2 separate regions of the Homo sapiens genome follow, and region 2 is linked to region 1. The links are chromatin loops, found by intact Hi-C in ENCODE. Cell type or tissue: Calu3. All regions are shown on one strand. Each heading gives the region's core, and the rest is flanking DNA. Links, peaks and the distances in the headings are about the cores only.

Region 1 (11,290 bases), core at 1,763-9,762:
TTCCCACCTCTTACTTTGGGTATGTTATTCAAAGAAAACAGCCAGAGATGGTCTGTTACTCTTGCTGCTGCTATTGTTACCATTCCTTTTGCTACCAGTATAGTAATTGAAACAACTAACTTTTATTAAGCATTACTATTTGTCAGAAGCCCTCCCATGAACTTGGCTTTCTGTATCTCATTTTCTGCCAACGCTGTGTGACCTAGAGACTGTTATATCCTCAGTTTACAGATGAGGAAGCCAAGGCTCAAATACAACAAAATAAGGAAATACAACAAAATAAGGAAACACAACTAGTAAGTAGCTGGAAAGTGACTCGATACAGGTTTGAATGACTCCACAGCCTGTTTTTCTAACTATTTTTTTTTTCTATCACCCAGGCTGCAGTGTAGTGACATGATCTCAGCTCACTGCAACCTCTGCCTCCCAGGTTTAAGCAATTCTCCTGCCTCAGCCTCCCGAGTAGCTGGGATTACAGGTGCACGCCACCACGCCCAGCTAATTTTTGTATTTTTATTAGAGACGGGGTTTCACCAAGTTGACCAGGCTTGTCTTGAACTCCTGACCTCGTGATCCGCCGCCTCGGCCTCCCAAAGTGCTGAGACTACAGATGTGAGCCACTGCGCCCAGCCCTAACTAGTTTTAAAAGTCCTTTAGGTCTATATTGAAAGCATTTTCATAACATGCTCCCAAAGTTTTCATTTGTGAATTTTCTCAAAGAAAGAGACCTTTGGGCCACTGGTTTTTAAATAAGGAAAGAAAATTACTATTCTTTGAGGGCCTGCTAATGTGCCCAGCAATTCATCCGTATCATCTAAAATAATCCTCACAGTCCTCCTACATGATACATATCATCTCCACTTTTATGCCACATAAAATAGGGAGATTAAATAATTTCCCGAAGGTTATATGACCTGGAACTGGTATGGCTCTGACTGTAACACAGGTCTATGGGGCCCTAAGCCTCAAATTCTTTTTATTATGCTACTTTGGCTTTTTCTTTGAATTTATATCCAGTGGTGAACTTCATTTTATTTCCCAGAGACCTAGTTCTCCCATCCAGGAGAAACTGCTAGCAGGTATTCCATCCTTCATGTTATCTTAAATGTCATTGTCTCAGGTAAGTCTTTTCTGATCTCCTAGATTAGCGTACTTTCCTGTTATACAGATCCAAGGGACCTCTTTTTTCCCTTCTGTAACACTCCTCTTACTTTTAATATTTTCTATTTTTATCTCCTCAACTAAGTGCGAATTCCCATAAAGATGAGGATATTTTGTAATCTGCACCATTAAAATTTCAGCCCTAGTACAGAGGCTGATAAAGAGCAATCTCTCAATAAATAATTTTGTGAATTAATTCATGAACTTTTAGGCTATGGACAAGCCTGGGGAAATGACATTTGTATATTTAAATTTATTGTAACTAAAATCCCATAATACAGTAAGAAAATTTTGATAATAAGAGCAGAATAAATACAGCTTTGAGATAGGACAACACCTTCAGGATACGGAGGCCATGATAATGTAAAATTCTCCCTGCTTCATTAAAAGTCTGTGATGGAGCCCATTGAAATCTTACCCTTGATGGCTTTTTCCTCATTGTGCTCTCAAAGTGGAGTCTTAGGCCACTGCACTCTAGGAGTCTAGCATTGATTACAGGTTTGTTTCCATGGACACCAATCAGTAGCAGAAGACAGAAAATAAAGAAGACCTAAACATAAAGCATTGATATCATATTATACTCTTCATAAAATAGAATCAAGGAAAAGTACATAATTGAAATCAAGGTAAGAAAAATATGTCATGTGTCTTGGATCAAAACAGCAAGTCAGATGTTGAGCTGATTAAAATCAACTTGAGTTCTTTTGTCATTTCTTTCTCTTCAAGCTTTTTGGAAAGTTCTAATATTTAAATAAATAGGTGAGATTTATGTCTCTTAATGGTTAATTCTAGTGACCATATAGATGAATAATTTTTTTTGGAGGAGATAACCCTTAAAGGATGACTTAGAACCAGGTAGATAAAAAATGAGATTGATTGTATTATTCAGTTTCATACAGGAACATTAACACAGCATAAAGCCAATCCCAAGACTACATTTCAATGCACTTGGAAATAATTATTTCAAATAAATACATACATGTGAAAATAAAATCTATGTAAATCTATGTAAATGGATGGTTATAGTGAATTAGTATGTAACATTACTGAGTAGATTGCTCAGGGTTTCATTAAATAAAAACAGACTAAAGACCTGGATTAGCAAGAAAAAGCTCTTTTGCTCTATTTCAGTTGCTTTAGGTTGTTAATCTGGTCCAAGATGATCAACTTCTCATTAATTATAATAATTAGAAGTAGATTTACTGAGCATTAGTGTAATTTTCAATCATGCTAATAGTTGTGCTATCCTCTATTCATTAATATAAATGAGGTAAATTAGAACCATGACATTATAAAGAAGAGACAGAAGCTGTGGGAAGTTCAGTGGATCCTCCCTAAACCCCATTAATTTAATTGTAATATGTTGTTCTTCAATACATCTTTCACTCTATTTTCCGTTGCTAATGGTTCTTCAGATTGGTTAATGAGCATACTAGGCTCTTAATTTAAGTGACTGCTATGATATGGTCTAAATCATACATATTTATATGGTCTCATTAACCCTTTCTCACATGTTCAATCAATAAGCATTTATGGAGTAGTCACTCAGGCAATTTGAAATTATACATATCAGCACAACACATAAGAAAGGAGTGGCATTGTATTAGTCTGTATTCATGCAGCAGATGAGGCATACCTGAGACTGGAAAGAAAAAGAGGTTTAATTGGACTTACAGGTCCACATGGCTGGGGAGGGCTTAGAATCGTGGTGGGAGGTGAAAGGCATTTCTTACATGGTGGTGGCAAGAGAAAAATGAGGAAGAAGGAAAAGCAGCAAGCCCGATAAACCCATCAGATCTCGTGAGACTTAATCACTATCACGAGAATAGCAGGGGGAAAGACTGGCCCCCATAATTCAATTACCTCCTCCTGGGTTCCTCCCAAAACGTGGGAATTCTGGGAGATACAATCCAAGTTGAGATTTGGATGGGGAGACAGCCAAACCATATTGGGCATCTCCTGTTTTCCAAGAGATCACAGTCCAGAAGATATTGTGGATTGGATTGATATTGTTAAAAGTATGAAAGCAATTTCAAAGTAAAAATTTCTTTCTTCGTGGTGTCCTTAAGCATTTGCTTTCTATCTTAAAGATGCCAAAATAAGTTCCCTTCTTCACCTTTTATATTTGTTTAGACATTCCCAGAAAGGCCTTTCCTGAAAACACTACCTAAATTAGGTACCCCTTTTATGGTCTTTACAGATTTCCTTCAGTCTCAACTTCCTGTCCTTCTGGTATTGGGCAGAAATCTTTCTCAAATTAAATTTTATGTCTTGCTTTTAAGAAACTGCACAAAGAGCAGGGGCTTCTTGTACCTTCCCTTTTTTAGGTGCCTTCAACTCAAACAGTCAGTATGCTAGACTGTGTGTGTGTGTGTGTGTGTGTGTGTGTGTGTGTGTTTAGTTTGTTTTTGAGACGGAGTCTCGCTCTTTTACCCAGGCTAGAGTGCAGTGGTGGGATGTCGGCTTACTGCAACCTCTGCCTCCTGGTTTCAAGCAATTCTCCTGTCTCAGCTTCCCGGGTAGCTGCAATTACAGGCACATGCCACGACGCCCAGCTAATTTTTGTATTTTTAGTAGAGATGGATTTTCACCATATTGGTCAGGCTGGTCTTGAACTCCTGACCTCAGGTGATCCACCTGCCTCGGCCTCCCAAAGTGCTGGGATTACAGGCATGAGCCACCGCGTCCAGCCGTGTTTTCTTTCACCTACATAACATACTAAATTTGAGTGGTGTCAGCCTCTTTATCCTGCCCATGAACACCCTACCTCATTGGTCACAGTCACCGCCCCTCCATATTTTCTTACTCACAGAAACTTTTCATTGATTGAACTGTCTAGCCCCATAGGCCTTAAGTTTGTGATGCCTAATCTAGAGACCAGTTCAGTATTATAAGTTAATCAGTTTTATGAGGGAAATAGAATCTAAGGTTCAAGATTTATTGTCTTTCAGTTTGTTAAACCTACCATTATTTTTTCTTGTGCTAAAGAATGTATTAGTTTGCTAATGCTGCCATAACAAAAACCATTGACTGGGTGGCTTAAGCAACATAAATTTGTTTTCTCACAGTTCTGAAGGCTAAAAGTCCAAAATCTAAGTATCAGTAGGTTTTGTTTCTCCTGAGTCCCTTCCTCGGCTTACAGATGACCACCTTCTCTCTGCGCTCTCTAGTCTTTTCTCTACACCTGCATCCTTGATATCTCTTTCTTTTATTATAGAGACATTAGTCAACTGTATTAGGGCTCACCCTTATGATCTTATTTATCCTTAATTACCTCTTTAAAAGCTGTATCCCCAAATACAATGCTATTTTAAAGTACTGAGTGTTAGGACTGCAACATGTAAATTTCGATGGGGACCTAGTTCAATCTATAACAAAGGGTTTTGGTTGAATAAATAATCCCACTTAGGCCTGGGGCAGTGTCTCACACCTGTTATCCCAACACTTTGGGAGGCCGAGGTGGGCGGGTCACCTGAGGTCAGGAGTTCGAGACCAGACTCAACATGGAGAAACCCTGTCTCTACTAAAAAAAAATACAAAATTAGCCAGGCGTGGTGATGCATGCCCATAATCCCAGCTAGTCGGGAGGCTGAGGGAGGAGAGTTGCTTGAACCTGGGAGGCGGAGGTTGTGGTGAGCTGAGATCGTGCCATTGCACTCCAGCTTGGGCAACAAGAGTGAAACTCTGTCTCAAAAAAAAAAAAAAAAAATCCCACTTAATTTAAACTGGTTGTGACTGCTCCTTTGCTAGAAGGCATATAGCACTGTTTTTAACCTCCATTATGGCACTGTTTTGTAGTTTGGTAATTTACACACTGGCTTTATCTTCATTATAAAGGTATAAGTATCTTTAGGGCAAAAATTATAGCTCAGTGTCCTTTATGGCATACGTTTTTAAAGAAGTAATTATTTGATAACACAAAACCAAAACATTTTCAATTTTAAAACACTCACTGGTTCATTCTGCTTGTATTTCAACATGAAAGAAGAATGAGTGAAACAATTATTTTTGTTTTAGAAGAAAGAATTTTGGTTAAATTAAGATGTTGCGATAAACACTATATGGTTTAGTCAGTCTTATTAAAATTGAGGTTAATCTCAGATTCCAATGAGTTGCATGTGTTTATATCCATTTTATTTTTATGTGGTTATTTTATATAAGATAATATTATAGCTCTAATTGATATTTGTTATTAAGATATCTAGATGTTGAAAGTTTATTTCATTGTATTTATAGGAACAAATGTTATTAAGTTAACACAAAGTCATGCCTTGTTTAACAACAGAGATATTTTCCGAGAAATGCATTGTTAGGCAGTTCCGTCATTGTGCAAACATCATAGAGTGTACTTTCCGAAACCTAGATGGCATAGCCTACTACATACCTAAGGTATGCGGTATAGCCTGTTCCTCCTGTGGTACAGACCTGTACAGCATGTTATGGCACTGAATACTGTAGACAATTTTAATATAATGGTAACTATTTATGTATCTAGACATAGAAAAGTTACAGTAAAAATAGGATATTACAATTTTATGGGACCGCCATCAAATATGTGGTCCATTGAAACATCATCATGTGGCATATGATTGTATATCTCTTTTGCCAAGTTGAAAAACTTGTTTCAGGTTTAATTTTGCACTGCACAAACCAAAATAGAAATGATATAACCTGTATCTATGTAAATTGGACCACCCAGTGGATTTTTCTACAGTGACACATTAAAAATAGTATTGAAACTTTGTAAGTATTAACATACATTTGATTTTTGTCACTGATCCAACTTTGCTGAAGCATTGCTTTAAGAGCATAGCAATAACTATTGAATTTCATGTCAATCAAGTGTATACATTTTCATTACTGGTATTTTGCAGGGTTATTTATAAAATAACTTTCCCACAGCTGAAGGTGTCAGTGTTTTAAAACTGTCCGGTTAAACTCGCAGCACTTGAAGGATAAACACCCTTTAGTGGTGTGCTGTAAGGAAAACTCTATGACTTTTAGAGTGAGACTTATACAATTTTCTTTTAATTGTTTTAATTTGCTCATTTGTCCAATAAATTTTTTGAAATTTATCAAGGCATCCCAGGTACAAGCAATGCTTCTTATTTGCTGTGGAACTTAGGTAAGTCACCGAACATTTAATGGGCCTTGGTTTTACCTATTAAGTAGACATGTTAATACTTTTCATGTCAACTAAGGATATTAAATGAGATAGTGTTGTGAAAGCTCTTAAAACAGGGACAGGCACATAGTAGGAATTCCACCAATGATTATTTTTCCTTCCATTCTGGCTCCTAGAATGTATGCTACTACATGGTGATTGTTTGGAATTTAAATTATAGTAACAGAAAAGTTGGAAGATGCTTGAAAATGGAGCTGATATAATCAGGAGATATAATTGTTCAATTGTATAACATTTATTTAATTTTACTCACAGGCTTTCCTCGGTCATTGCAGCTATTGATAGGGTGGGTGGTGGGAGACAGAGAGAAAGAGAAAGAGGGAGAGAGAGGCAAAATATTGGAAGTATATTGGCATTATTTTTCTTGTGATTTTTATGATGTGGTTATATGTCTAATCAGGTTTCAGGGATGATAGTTTTTTGCTTTTTTTAAAGACAATTCAATTTTCAAAAAAGACTATTTTTGAAATTTTGCTAATTTGGGGAATTACAGAAACTTTTCTTTACAGTCAATTTGTTTTTAATGAATTAATTGCCCTTTAAAGTAAAATTATTTGCCAGTTTCTTTCAGAGCTGATGCACTAGCATCAGGTTGCCATCTGTCTTTACTTAATATAGGAATTATGCCATAGTACAGAGCTAGGGAAACAGACTGTGCACCAGCATATTGGATCCTGTTCCCACTGTCTTCCCTGAGTGACTTAACAACTCTGTAAAGCTGACTTGACATCTTTCTGCTTCTGTCATTCCCTTGGCTATATTAGATTAATAATGATTCTTGACTATGATAGTAATTATGTTATTAGGAGAACTAATAACTTCCATTAAGTGTTCATTGGGAAGAAGTCCTAAAAGACATCCATAATAGCTACACTACTTCCAGTCATATTACAAATAAGACAGAATTGTCATGGCAGGCAGAATTCTAAAGTGGTTCCCAAGATTTCCATCTCCTGGTGTGCATACCTTGTATAGGTTGATGCAAAAATAATTTTTTTCCATTATTTTTAATGACAAAAACCACAATTACTTTTGCACCAACCTAAAATAATAACCCCGCCGCCCCCCCACCTACCTTGAGTGTGGGCAGAACTTGTGAATTTGGTGGGATAGTTATGCCTTTTATTAAATTATTGTGTATAACAAATGGTGATGGGCTAGTTGCTGTGATTGTATTATATTACCTGGAAAGAGTCTTTCCTTCTGTCCTGGAAGAACACGTTCAACCATGTTATGAGTTGACTCTTGGAGCCATGTGGTAAGAAACTGTGGGTGACTACTTACTGAGAGCAATCACTGGCTGACAGCTAGCAAAACATTGAAGACCTCAGTCCTACAACCACAAGGAACTAAATTCTGCCAATAAGCTGAATGAGCTTAGAAGAGGACTCCTAAGTCCAAATGAGAAACTTAGTGTGTCTAACACCTTGATTTTAAATTTGTGAGCTTCTGAGGGATCAGGCTATACAAAGCTTAAACTTTTGACTCACTGAAACTGAGATAATAAGTGTTTGTTGTTTTATGCTGCTAAGTCTGTGGTAATGTGTTATGCAACAACAACAAAAAACCCAAATACAATTATGTACTATAAATGCAATAGACATAGGTAATTCCATATTTTCATACTTAATTTGATTCATTATTTTACAATTAATATACTATAAAATATGAAAAGAAGAACTTTTTTTTCTGTTTAGAAAGATTTGAAAGCAGTTTTGCAAAATGATTAGTTACATTTCCTTAAAACTATCTTATAGATTTTAATCATAATTTAATCAGGATGTTTAAATATTTTATGAAGTACTGGAAAAAATTGTCTATAGTCCTCATAGTATTGAACTTATATGCCATTTTTAAGCTATTTTAAGTACACATAAGTAAAACAAGTATTTGTTTTAGTAGAAGTCCAATTTGTTTAATGTGTCTTCTTGTATGTATTTATTATGTTTCTGGAAGAGAGCTATGAGGAAGTAGCATTTCCTATGTGTTTGCCTTGATTCAGTGACTGAAGTACCACTGGTTATAAAAGCAGCTTCTTAAGCTGAAAATTACCATACAGTTTAATTTAATAGAATATGATACTAATACAATCAAGCCTTGAAGTGTGTGCCAGTTATATTTGCTGCACTCTGCAGGATGCAAGTGCTTGGGTAGATACACCCAAACTCATTCTCTGCTTTAGAGAAACTACCATCAAATACATTCATCAAACAGCATGTCAGGAGAATAGTCCATAGTAAAGTATAGCAAAATATTGTTAGAGACCCACAGAAATTCATTATGTGATACTGAAACATTTTAATTTCTTTTCCAGTACCAATGATGACATAAATATAAGTAGATATTAAGATTTTCAGCTTCTCACTTCAATCAAATTCTAGGATGTGGCAAGGGTCCTTGAAGGGCCCATTACATATTGCTTCCGTATGTTTGGAGATTTCATCTAGTTCCCAGATGTGAAAATTACCAGAATCTTGGGGCAGCTAGCCAGAAAATGTCTGCATTAATAATTATATTCTGGAGATCAAGTAGGTATGTGTGAGATGGTGGGCAATTTTATAGACAACCCAGTGGATTCTAAGGCCAAATAGGATGTAAAAATATGACATTTTGGAGGACACTGTGCTAAATGAAATAAGCCAGGCCCAGAAAGGCAAGTACTACATGACCTCCCATGTCTGTGAAATCCAAAAATGTTGAACTCATAGAAGTAGAGTAGAATGGTGGTTTCCGGGGGCTGGAGGCAGGCATTAGAAAAATAGAGAGATGCTGGTTAGGCACCCCACACCACGCCCAGCTAATTTTTGTATTTTTAGTAGAGACAGGGTTGTGCCATGTTGGCCAGGCTGGTCTCAAACTCCTGACCTCAGGTGATCCACCCACCTCGGCCTCCCAAAGTACTGCGATTACAGGCATGAGCCACTGCGGCCGACCTAGATGTGTAACCTTTTTAAAGTGACTTCACCTTTTTCTGCTTCAAATTCTTCACTATAAATTAGTGTGGTTGAAAAGATTTGTAAAAATTTTGTACAAAATGCTTTTCCAAAGTAATTTCCAGTGCAGAGAATTTCAGCTTGATTTAAGGCTATTAGGTCTTCTTTTAAGATGATGTCTTTTAGTTAACTCCAATATATAATATAAAAGGCCTGTTACCTGCCCCAGCTTTCTTCCTTCCATACCAGGATGGAACCCCAGGGGATCTAAGGAAGGTAGTTGAAAAATAGTGGCCCTGGATAATCCAGTTTTACAAAGATAATACTTATCACCTATAAACAGGGATGACATTTAAAAATATTGAACCACAAATTGAGCATAAACACTGACTACACAGAATATGTGCCAGCTCTAAATATCCCAGAAAACTGTCCTGGGGACTGGGGCCAAAATTCAATGCTGCCTATAATCAAGGATTTCACTTTTGGAATATTATAATCTTTTTATAATATATGTTCAAAATGTTAGATTTCTAAAAATATTGAGGTTCAAAGAAAGTTTATTTAACAGTTATACAGTCTAAGTGTGTGCCAAACCCTGTTCTAAATGCTTTCTGTGCACCTCACAACCAGGAGGAAACAAGCGTAGAAAAATCTGAAGCACAGAGAGGTGAATAAACTCAGACAAGGACACACTGGCAGGTGGGGAGTCAAGATTCTAACCAGGAAGTTTGCTCTTAAGTCTGGGCTCTTAGCACTATGCCAACCTAGGCCTTACTATCAAGCGTGACAATGTGTTTAGAAAACATGGTGGAGTTGAAACATTTTAAGTTGATATTTTCTTTCTTTCTCTTCAGTGTACATATGATTTTAAGTTATTTAGTTGGTTTTAATGTCAGTTTTTAATTTATGTATTCATGGTTGAAAGGCTTGAAGAAAGGCCTAGAGGCTAGCTGGTGAATCTCAACAGAAGCATAATAATTTGTTCAGTCCTCACTCTTTTTTATAATATAATTTATTAAAAGAGATGTTTGCTGTTAGAGATTCACAGCTAACAGAATGCCTATCACAAGGTATGGAATGTCATTTCCTAATTGCCACTCTATAGATATACTTGGTACTTGGCAATGGACAGGAGAAATCTGTTAATTTTGATTAATCATGCCCTTTTAATACTTACTATATGTTTTCCGAATAATAACAAAATATTCATTATCGTGAAAAACTTTGGAAGGTGAATTTATTTTCCAAATGTGGCTGAGGTAAAACTCTGAACAATTATTAGTAGTACTTAAATGTGATTAAACATAAATTATAAATCGTCCTAGAATATTGTTAAAACATATTATATCAACTAATTCAAATTACATTTTAGAGTCCAAGAGAATTAAGAAGAGCCCAAGAAATGATATAGTAGTTTCCTTGGAGGCACTTGTGTTTAATGTATTTTATGTAGGCAAATATCTAATTTATTTTAAAAAGCAATATTAACCAGAAAATATCTGGTGATAAATAATTTCACAGGAAATAATTCACAAGGATGACTGGAATATTTTTTCTCTTTTTTAAATTTATTTTTGGGTGAAAGGAGCCAGGAAGGAGTGATTATTGTCTCTCAGAAAAGATGTTGCCTATTTAATCCATAAAAGAAAAGGAAAGCTTTAAGACAGTTTCTAAAATATTCTTCAGAATTTCTTAGTAAATTGGTTTTGGCTCTCTTAACCTTTTCTTGTAGTTCTTATTTTCTTCAGAGTTTTCATGCTCTCTTCTGGAGTCCTCTAAATTTTTCTTATTTGTTCAAATCTGTATATTCTTCAACTGATCACAGTATTGTAATAAAAGACTTACCAATATCTAGTATAATTTTCTTTCTTTCTTTTCTTTTTTTTTTTTTTTTTTTGAGACGGAGTCTCGCTCTGTTGCCCAGGCTGGAGTGCAGTGGCACAGTCTCGGCTCACTGCAAGCTCCGCCTCCTGGGTTCACGCCATTCTCCTGCCTCAGTCTCCCAAGT
Region 2 (11,290 bases), core at 1,768-9,767, 170 kb after region 1:
ATATTTCTTCTTATATTTGAAGATTGCATTAGTTTTCAACTTTTATTTCTCTACAGTAAAAAGCATTTCTTAAAAAAATTATGCATTGCAAATTAGTTTCATGCTCTTTGTAGCTGGGTCAAAAGCAAAACACGCAACTCTAACAAAGGGGTACCAACTGATAAAAATTTTGACAACTTATCATTCAGTCAACTAATATTTATATAGCGCTAATTGGGTGGTAAGGCAGTAGGGTAATGGACAAAAAAGGATTGAATTAAATGACATGAGTAGATTGGACAGGAGCCTGTCTCTGAGGGGCTTATAGTCTATAGAGGAGATAATACGGATAAACAAAGGGATTTAAATTCAGTCAGGCAAACCTGGCTTTGAATCTTAGCTCTGTCTGTCATCTGTATTAGGACTTTAGGCACTTGACTAAAGCCCTCCGTGCCTAGTTTCTGAGGGATAATTGTGGCCATCTGGTAGGATAGTTGTGAAGATTAAATTAAATGCTGCATTCCATGTACCTAAATCAGTTCTGGACCTCAGTAATAGGTGTAAGTTATAATGGTAACCATCCATTTAAATAAACACTGAGTACCCATTAGATGTCAGGTATTCAGGTGGGACTAGAAAATGTACTATATGCATGAGATCATGTCCCTGTCCTCAGAGAGCTTATAGTCTTCTGGGAATGAGAATTATGCAACACACCATAGTGTGCTAAGTACATGATAAAGGCAAGACAGTGTGCAATAGATGCACATAAAAGGGACACATAACACCACCTTGAAGGGTCAAGGTTAGTTATCTCAATGGACTGAGATCCAAAAAACAATAATTTGGGATTAACTAAGCAAAGAAGGCAGGTAAAGAGTGTTCAGCACAGAGTGAAAAATACATACCATGGGGGGAGGTGCAAGAGCAAATGATTGCTGTGAACGAAAACATTACGTTTGGCTGGAGCATGAGTTTAATAAAGGGAGTGACATAACGGAGAATGTTGAGATAGACAGGGTCCTCGCTACAAAAGGGAATGCCAGCCATGTAAAGAGGTTTGGACTTCATGGAAAAGTCAATGGACAGTTATTGAAGTGTTTTTGCAGAAGGAAACAGAGGGAAGATGTTGAGTAAATATGTATATAGGTGTGGTGACACAAGTTGAGCATGATCCTGTCTCATATCTTACCCTTTTGCTTGGCAGTAAATCACTTAAGATGGGGCAGAAAGGGGGCAAGGAATTATGGGGCAGGTAGATTTCCACAGAGTGGATAATTTTAAAAAATAAATTCAGTGGGGTTTTAATTGACTATGGGATTGTAGAAGGATTTCAAAATATCATGGAGGATAAAGGAGTCCGTAAACATGTAATATGGTAGATATGGATGTACACCAGATTTCTTTTCAAGGAGGGAATCACTACAAAGCTATGGAGAGTGTGTTCAGCACATGGCTTCCTGTTGTTAGCTCAGTCAAAGTCTGCTTTAGGTACAGAAAGTCACTTCCCTAATAACTATCTTTCTTCTCCTTGCTTCTGGAGAACCCATGCTACAAAATGTGTTATCAACCTGAGAATGTTCATAGCTCCTTTTTTTTTCAGCAGTTCCCAACAGGTCAAGTTTAGATGCCAGTTATGGGGACCACTGTTGCAGTCTAGGGTGGAGGTCTGTCAGCCAGGTGAAGTAGAAATACAAACTGAAGCAAGAGATAAATTCAAGTCATGAATATGTAGTCTACATGGTCATAGAGAAGGTGAAGACAGGAGTTTTCAAATAGAGAGAGTAGAGGGTCAAATGATTCCATGAACTATAAGTAAAGGCATCAGTAGCAAAGCTTGACTGGGATATCCAATATGAACTTTGCTAAAAAGTTGTAAATATATATTACAATGTAGAAATCTACATATTTCATAAGAAAGTACAGCAAAGCTGCCATAGTGTTTAGAGGATATCAGTTTAGATTGGGTAGAAGGCATACTTATACAGATTGATCTGAGACTACAATGTTGAGGGTATTTATTCTAGTTTCTTTCTTCTCTGGATTCTCAGAGCCTTACCAAACAAACTAATTTTGAGCTAAATGTTTAATGGCTTAATGTGTTCTGCTTTCAGATAATGTTTATTATGTAACAGGGGACTTCACCTTTTTATTCAAATGATCAAGGTATTTTAAGCGCTGGCAGAGTGGATGAAGATGTAATTTGGAAGGCCAGCAGAATCTTCAGCATCTCTCACAGAACATTTATATGTCACAGTTTTCTCTGAAGACGTAAAAGTATAGCATCAATGAAAAACACCATAGGTGTTTGCATTCTTGTCTTCAGGATTAGTTTAGGAGTTCCAGAAGTCTTATTCTTTCTTAAACTACCCTCGACCTCATGCCCAGCACAATCGATGACACATTTTAAGCTCTCAGTACATGTTTGAAAAATAATATTTTGTAGCTGTGGCAATGTATTTAGTTTAGTACGATTCTTGTCCTCATTGAATAAATTTAACCATTTTTCATTTGTGCATCTAAGTCTGAGAACTTTTCTAAAGTGAATTAAACAAGATTAACAAATGCCATTGTTAAATTTAAGATGCTTTAGATTAATTTCGTTTATAATTATGTGGAACCTTTGAAACAATTATGTTTTATTTTCAAATGTGCTTTTGCTCATCTATAGACGTACTCCCCTGACTTTAAACATTTACTGAGATCTTACTATGTATGTTACTATATATATTATCTTAATCCTCTCAACAACCTTATGAAGTAGTAACATTATCTTAATTTTACAAATGAGAAAACGTAGTTACAAGTCTGTGAAGTAATTTGCTTGAAGCTCCTAAAGAGCAGGACTCAGATTTAAACCCATGAATCTGCATCTACAGCCCATCCTATTCCCAACCGTCCTCTATTACTGCACTTTTTTTTTTAAAACATAGTTTACATGATTTCTCCTAGATTTATTGAACTGCATCCTATGTCAGGTAACATTTGCAGTTCTGTCTCATTCAGTATTTTGTAGAGACAAATTGGTTCTATGCCTGAGTCTTCATTTCATTCTATAAGGATGATAAATCTTCCATTAATATTTGATTCTTACATGATTTTGGCTATTTGAAATGTATTTTAACTTGTCAAACTCTATTTGAAGAGGGATATGAATACCTGTCATTAGTATATCTTTTCATTTATGCTGTAGGATATTTTTGTACTTTCTGTCACATCGTAGCTTTTAAAATAATGCATGATCATGTAGATATTGAAAAGTGTTTGTTTTAAAATATATATTTAAATTGGATAATTTTATTCTTCCTTCTAGGGGAAATAATATTGGCCTTGGAGCATGTGGTATTTGACTGCAAAATTCTGATGCTTGACATCACCACAATATATTATTTGACTTTGGGCAAGGTACTTGCTTCAACCTCTTCATTCACAAATCGTAATACTTGCCATGAAGGTTTACGACAAGAACTGAATAATTATGCACATGTTCATACACACACTCACACACTCATATGCATAGTATCTAATAGTGTCCATCTTGCAGTTCGTTCGCAATATATTTCCCCACGTTTTAGTGCACCTAAATATTCAGCTTTGTTAATTCATGCAAAGATAAATTGCAGTGATATATGCTAGGCAAAGTAATGACTATTCCCTTTGATTCTGAAAACCAATTCTGTCCTCTGAAAAATTTTAAATTGAGATGCTTTGTGTCACTTCTGAAAAGAGGCTAGTGCAAAACTGCTAACTCTCCTCTATACCAACTATCAGCAGTTGACAAAAACAGAACGACTTGTTTGGCATCTCAATATAATTTAAATATTGAAAGTGCCAGTAATCTAATTGTCAATGTTAGCCAAAAAAAAAAAAAAAAAAAGACAATGAAACTACCATCACATTTAAAAGTCACCTTTGTAGAGAAGCTAGCATAGAATAAGACAGGCACTTTTAAAATGGGTAAATACACTTTATGGAAAATAATTCATTGAATCCTAAAATCACTGTAAACAAAACATTGTCTGGCACATGGAAGGCACTCCGCAAAGATTTGGGGAATAAATGTATTCTCAAGTTTCTTTTTTCTTTAATGATGTGGAAGCTGCAGAAATGGTTACCTCCTTACGCAATGACATATCATCAGTAAATAATGGACCTAGGATTTGAATACAGTATATTTAACCTCAAAGCTAGTGTTCCCTCTACTTCACTATGCTGGCTTGCTGTATGCAATACATTATTGTAGAAACAATATTGATGTTTTTCTATCTTCATGAAAAATTGAATGAAAGGAAGTTATTTTAAATTTCCATTAGAAGAAATTGAGTAAAATCGTGAATGAGGACTTTTTAAAAGAACTTAAAATAATTTAAAAGAATAATAAAAATATTCTATGTTGGGGCTATTTTTTAAAGATTATTCTGTTTCATTTCCTCTTGAGTTACTAAAGATGGCTATAAAACACTGTCCTTGAATGATGTAAATCAAGAATCAGTCAGCATGCTGCAATATTATAAGTTAGAATTAATTCTAAATTCCGGCTTCATGGAATTTTAAAGTGTGCAGAGTTAAAATGGAGAAATACAAAAAGCCATTGGGCACGTTTCGGTTAATTACTTCATTCTCATAATTTAAATATATCAGCTTTAGAAAGTCTCCATTTTAAGATTGATTGGAAAACAGGAATTGATTATTGTAGAAAAAGCCCATTCATCAGTGGTTATTCTGAAAAATATATGAGTTAAGTTGAGTTTTGTGTTTATTTTTTCTTCTGATTACAAAAGTAATACAGTCTAAAGTGTAAAACACTTTATATTGAGAAAATATACAGAAAGAGTGAAACTTTCTTATGATTGCGCAATCCAGAGATGGCCACTTTTAGCACCTTTGAATATTTCCTATGTTTATTCTCACTGAATTTATCCCCCACATGCAGGATCATGCTATATACAGAATTTTGTGTGTTACTTATCTCCGTCACTTTTTTCCTTCATATTTTTGGGCAGCCCTTCAGGTTTATTCTCTAAATCCCTGATTTTATTTTCCTCCTGTGCCAGTTCTTGTGTTTAATGCCTCCAATGTTGATTTTGATTTTGCCATTGTGTTTTCAGATTTCTTTTAATTTTTACTCATTTAGACAACCATTGTTTGAATCTCAGCCTGTTGCTTCTTCATCTCATACAAGATTACGGCATTTCAAAGAGACTTTGGAATCCTGTATGTTTTCAATACAAGTTTCAAAATTCTCCTTTACTTCCTGGTAACAAGTCTTTTTTCTTTTTTTAATCAAAAACATTCCATTTCTTTATTCACCACCATGTTCCTCTTTCCTTGATTTGATGTATTGCTTTTTCACACTTACAAATTTTAAATATTTAATTTCATCCCTGGATAGAGAAGGATTTGGGAGGGGCTGTCCTAGCTCTTGCTAATAGGCAGGGTAATTTTCCTTAGTCCCCTTATTCTTCATTTAGGTGGTGACAAAATTTCCCTAGTGAATACCGTGTTTTGATGACTCACATGGATCAATGTTCAGTCACCTCCTCTAGATCTTTTATCTGCAGTGCCCATTGGCTTGGTATCACTTCCTTTAGCTCTCTGAATTTTTAATTTTGTAAGTTGCTCTTCTTCTTCCAATTAGATTTAGACAAATTTCTATTTCCCAGTGACCTACATGGCAGTAGCACTCAATAAACCTAAACCCACAAACATATATCTGTGTTAAGGACGTTGAACAGATTGCCTTCAGAATTAACAGAATTGGTTTTCTATATTTCTATTGGCTTGACGAGCAATGGATGAAACTTATCGGAAAGAAAATGTATTTTTTTTCTTCTTTCATTTGACCTTTCTTAAGCCTAGATTTATGAATTTGGGCTTAAAGATAAAGCTGTTTAGAAGTAGTGCTGAACCAGGGACTTACTTTGTTCTTGGCTGATTTGCTGATTGCCTAAGCATTCAATTTTGTATTACTGTCTTGATACTTCTGTGTATTTTTTTTTACCTGAATTATTGCTATTGCAAAACTAAATGCTTTCTACTAATTTTACACAAAATTATTACTTTGGCAATAAGGATTTACTGTTCCTTATAATAATTGAACTATTTAAAGTTTTTAATAAAAGATATTCTAAAACAAGTCTTCCTACCACTTCAAATAATTCAGAAGTTGTTTGAAATGTACTCTTTTGACAAATATTAATAAACCTCTTCTTTATCATTTCAGACATATAGCTAGAATCAAGTACTGACTGACTCCTGTGGATGTGGAAATTGTTTTCCATGTTTTTGTAGCACACAAATTAGATTAATGTAATTCTCAGTTTCCACCTTTGTCAGAATTCTCACTGTAGAAAATGTGACACATACTGTATTTGGTAATAAGTAAGATTCGTGATTCTTACAGAATAGTAAAAAATCTCATCAGCTGAAGTCTCCCTATTGGCCTATTATTGTAAATTTTCTTGAATTTTAAATTTGGCTCATGTGTGTCTGTTGACTCTTACATAACCTTCTTCATACAAAATAAATTCAATTCCATCAAAATTTATTTTAGGTAACTACTAGATCACAAAGTGAGTCTCTGGTCTACCCAGAAAAAAGAGAAGGACTGTGGAAAACAATGGAAAATGATTTGAAATAAGCATCAAATATGTACAGTGCTCCCATTTGCACAGCTTTTATAGAAAAATGAGTAAATATCAGTATTGTGCTTATTTGAGTTTTACAGCCTGAGTTTTCCCCTGTCTGCCCTCTGGTGGGACTACTAATAACTAACTGGCAAGCTAAAATAATTATTGTAGAGAATGCATTAAAAAATTGTAGATAAATCAGAGATGAAATGAAATTCATAGAATATTACTTTTGCTTCACAAAGTAGGGCATATAGCATATTACTAACAGTGTGCTGGACGAACTAGATTGTGAAAAATGAATGGCTTCAATCACATGAACTAAGAAGAAAAATAATGAAAGAGGCTGAAAGTTACTATTTTACTTCGTGATGCGTATATGTTTTCCCTTGTAATTACTTGACAAAATAGTGATAGGAAAACCAATTACTTGACTATTTTGCCTTCCATGTGTGAAATTGTTGGCTTAACTTTTCTCTTTTTGAAAAAGGGAAGGTAGCTTTTTTTTTAACTAAATTTAATTAAATTACAATTTACTAACGTCATTCAGGTACATAATCTTCTCCCAAGATCTGAAGTGGATCAGTTATTTTAATGAAAAAAAATGCATATGATGTAAATGGCTAAATTTTAATATAGTCCCCAAATTATTTGCATTTGTGCAAATCTTTCTGGGTAAAAGCACTGATTTTTGTCTTTTTTTAGGAAAACTCAACTAAGATCTTTTGAAGTAATTCTGTAGTTAAGAAAAGCAAACATGATTTTTAAAAAATAATTTCAAATTCATTTTAGATTCAAGGGATACACATGCAGGTTTGTTACATAGATATATTGCATGATGCTGAAATTTGGAGTACCTGTCACCCAGGTAGTGTGTAGAGTACCCAATAGGTAGTTTTCAAATCTTGCCATCCTCCTTTGCTCCCCGTTCTAGCACTCCCCAGTGTCTATTGTTGCCATCTTTGCATCCATCCATACCCAATATTTAGCTCTCACTTATAAGTGAGAACATGCCGTATTTGGTTTTCTGTTCCTGGATTAATTCACTTATGATAATGGCCTCCAGCTGCATCCAGGTTGCTACACAGAACATGGTTTTGTTCTTTTTTGTGGCTGTGTAGTATTCCATGACATATTATGTACCACATTTTCTTCATCCAGTCTACCACGGATGGGCACCTAGGTTGATGATATGTTTTTGCTATTGTGAATAGTGCTGCAATGAACATGTGAGTGCATATGTCTTTTTGGTAGAACAGTTTATTTTTGGGGGGGGTATATACTCAATAATGGGATTACTCGGTTGAATGATAGTTCTGTTTTATGTTCTTTGAGAAATCTTCAAACTGCTTTCCACAGTGGCTAAACTAATTTATATTACCACCAACAGCGTGTAAACATTCCCTTTTCTCTGCAGCCTCGTCAGCATCTGTTGTTTCTTGACTTTTTAATAATACCCATTTTCGGCCAGGCGTGTTGGCTCACGCCTGTAATCCCAGCACTTTGGGAAGTCAAGGCAGGTGGAAAGCCTGAGGTCAGGAGTTCGAGACAAGCCTGACCAACATGGTGAAACCTCGTCTCTTCTAAAAATACAAAAATTAGCCAGGCATAGTGATGGACGCCTGTAATCCCAGCTATATGGGAGGCTGAGACAATAGAATCGCTTGAACCCAGGAGGCAGAAGTTGCAGTGAGCCGAGACTGGGCCATTGCACTCCAGCCTGGGCAACAAGAGCAAAACTCTGTCTCAAAATAATAATAATGATAATGATAATAATAATAATAATAATAATAATAATAATAAAATAATAATAATAGCCATTCTGACTGGTATGAAATGCTATCTCATTGTGGTTTTGATTTGCGTTTCTCTGGTGATTAGTAATTTGACTTTTTAAACATTTTTGTTGTCTGCTTGTATGTCTTATTTTGAGAAGTGTCTGCTCATTTTTTGCCTACTTTTTAATGGGGTTATTGGTTTTTTGCTGTTGAAAGTTCTTTATAGACTCTGGATATTAGATCTTTGTGGGATACTTAATTTGTGACTATTTTCTTCAATTAGGTAGGTTGTCTGTTGATTTTGTTGATAGTTTCTTTTGCTGTGCAAAAGCTCTTTAGTTTAATTAGGTCAATTTTCTCAATTTTTGTTTTTGATGCAGTTACTTTGGAGGACTTGGTCATAAATTTTTTCCCAACGCCCAAGTCCACAGTGGTGTTTCCTGGGTTTTCTGCTAGGATTCTTATAGTTTGGGGTTTTACATTTAATCTCTAATTCATCTTAGTTAGTTAGTTTTTGGCTATGATGAAAGGTAGGGGTCCACTTTCATTCTTCTGCATATGGCTAGACAGCTATCTCAGCACCATTTATTAAATCGGGAGTCCTTTCCCCATTGCTTATTTTATTGACTCTGTCAAAGATCAGATGACCATAAGTGTACAGTTTTATTTATGGGTTCTGTATTTGGTTCCATTGGTCTATGTGTCTCTTTTTGTACCAGTACCATTCTGTTTTGTTTGCTGTAACCTTAGAGAATAGTTTGAAGTCAGGTAACGTGATACATCTGGCTTTTAGTTTGTTTGTTTTTACTTAGGATTGCTTTGACTATTCAGGCTCTTTTTTGGTTCCATATGAATGTTAGAAAATGTTTTTCTAATTCTGTGAAAAATAATATTTCTAGTTTCATAGGAATAACATTGAATCTATAGATTGCTTTGGGCAGTATGAGCATTTTAATGATATTGATTTTTCCTATGCATGAGCCCACAGTGTTTTTCCTTTTTTGTGTGTGTCATCTGTGATTTCTTTCAGCAGTGTTTTGTAGTTCTCATTGCAGACATATTTCACCTCCTTGGTTAGATAGTTTTATTTTATCATTGTGCCTATTATAAATTGGATAAACAAACCTGTTTTAAAATGTTCAGTTAAGCATAGATATTTTACATTTAAATTGTCAAAATATGTTTGTGATTGTCAACTTTTAATTTACTAAAATAAGAAAAATGAAACTATGATCAATTCATTATTTCATAAACTGAGGCCTATTTTAACATCAAAAAGGAAAGACAGTCTCAAATTTTAGGAATTGCACCTAATCGTATTAAACAGTTTATTAAAACTCACATCTCCTAATCAAGATGTTGATGTGAAGACATCAAATACCACATTGTGTAACTAACCTACCACAGTCTAGCTAAAACATTAGCTATGTCTTTTTCTAAGAAATAATATTTTCTTCTTATTTATACAAAACCCTTTGGTTAGTTGCCATGACAGCAGGATGTCATATATTTGAGGATAATTCATGACACACTTTTGGTTTATAATTATTTTCCTACTTTTAGTAGTGATATTAAATTTTAGAGTTTTTGTTCCTTCCACTTAAAACATAGTTATAAAAATGTCTATCAGTAGCACCAAAGTGGTGGCTTGAACCTGAACAGATTCAATTCATCATTAGAGAAAACCATTTCCTCTTTACAGAACCGGATTAGTGCGGTATGGTATTTAAAATCTTGGACTCTAGAAAGCCACCTGCTTCTGCTGAGGTATTCAGACAAAGACTCTTGGAAGCGGGCCAGGTTTGTGCAATGCTCAAACCCATTGCTTACGTGTTTGACAGTAACATCTGGTAGCAACAGGTGCTGAATTCTAGAGAGCCATAATTATTTTGAGAGAAGGAGAAGTTGTCTTACACAGTTATTATCATGCTACTACCTCAGGTATTAGAAAGAGGCAATCATTTTATACTTCCCTGGCAGCATATGTTTTCTCAATTTTGCAGATGAAATTTCTAGATCATATACATCGTGAGATTAAGAATCTTTCTATGTTTTATAACAATAGGTTTCAAAAGAGCATCAAGAATCAGATGCAAATGTTTTGTTGCCTCAGTTTTTCTGTTTAAAAGCCATTGAGGTAGGTGCCAAAAAATTCATGGCTAGCCTATTACAAATAAAATTTGATAGCAGTACCTCTCTTGGTTTCACACTCTATCCTGGAGCCAGTCATAAATAAGACTGTCAGATTTTGTACCATTAAATTTTTTTTCTTAGCTTTGTTTATCTCAGCTGTTAAGAATTCCCCTTTTCCATTTTTTTCTGTCTCAGACAGATTATTATTAAAAAAGATATGACAGGTGCCAGTGCATCTATATGTTGTTTGTCTTTTGGAGCAATATCTTATATGGTGAGTGCACCCACAAAAATAGTTGTTTGATCACGTTTACCTCCAGAAACCAGAAACTGACATTTATACCTTGGTAGCATAGCCAGTTCGAATAGCCTGCCTTAATTTGCATTCATTTGTCATAACTAATGGGAACAAGTAATGGTCATTTTTAAGGGATATAAAGATTATCAGGGTAGGCATTTTCAGGTACAAATTTTACCTCCCTTCTGCTGCTCACTCTGAAATTCTGAATACAAAGCTACCATTCATTGATTTATACATTCTTTGTTTCATCAAACATTAATGATAGCCTACAATATAAAAGGTATTCTGGGAGGTGTCAAATACGCAGTAGTGAATGAAATAGGCATAATGCCTGCCCTCCTGTAGTTTATGGATTAGTCATAGGACTTATGAATTCAAATGCCTTCAGGGCCATGCAGGTAAAGATGATGAGTAAGGCTGTGAATATAAGCCTATAATTAGTGCTGGGGGTTGTAGCTGAAGGAGAGTGA

Evidence for each region. A loop is a pair of places that touch in the nucleus more often than their neighbours do. Peaks named below come from ENCODE experiments on the same cell type or tissue, not always from the same donor. Only the 100,000 strongest peaks of a DNase experiment are listed, where the experiment ranks them.
Region 2: a loop joins it to region 1, with 3 times the contacts of the local background. A loop is called at or near these places in 2 of 110 quality-filtered maps.

Annotation. Positions count from the first base shown.
Region 1 is chr3:174,968,145-174,979,434 of GRCh38, forward strand. The region is part of intron 1 of NAALADL2 (N-acetylated alpha-linked acidic dipeptidase like 2); the gene reads left to right. Among named protein-coding and RNA genes, the nearest start is that of NAALADL2, 110 kb to the left of the region's middle. In Calu3, for the core only: no CTCF peak of the experiment used is centred there; a DNase peak (open chromatin) is centred at 5,537.
Region 2 is chr3:175,139,715-175,151,004 of GRCh38, forward strand. The region is part of intron 2 of NAALADL2 (N-acetylated alpha-linked acidic dipeptidase like 2); the gene reads left to right. Among named protein-coding and RNA genes, the nearest start is that of NAALADL2-AS3, 30 kb to the left of the region's middle. In Calu3, for the core only: a CTCF peak has its summit at 6,750 (motif pointing left); no DNase peak of the experiment used is centred there.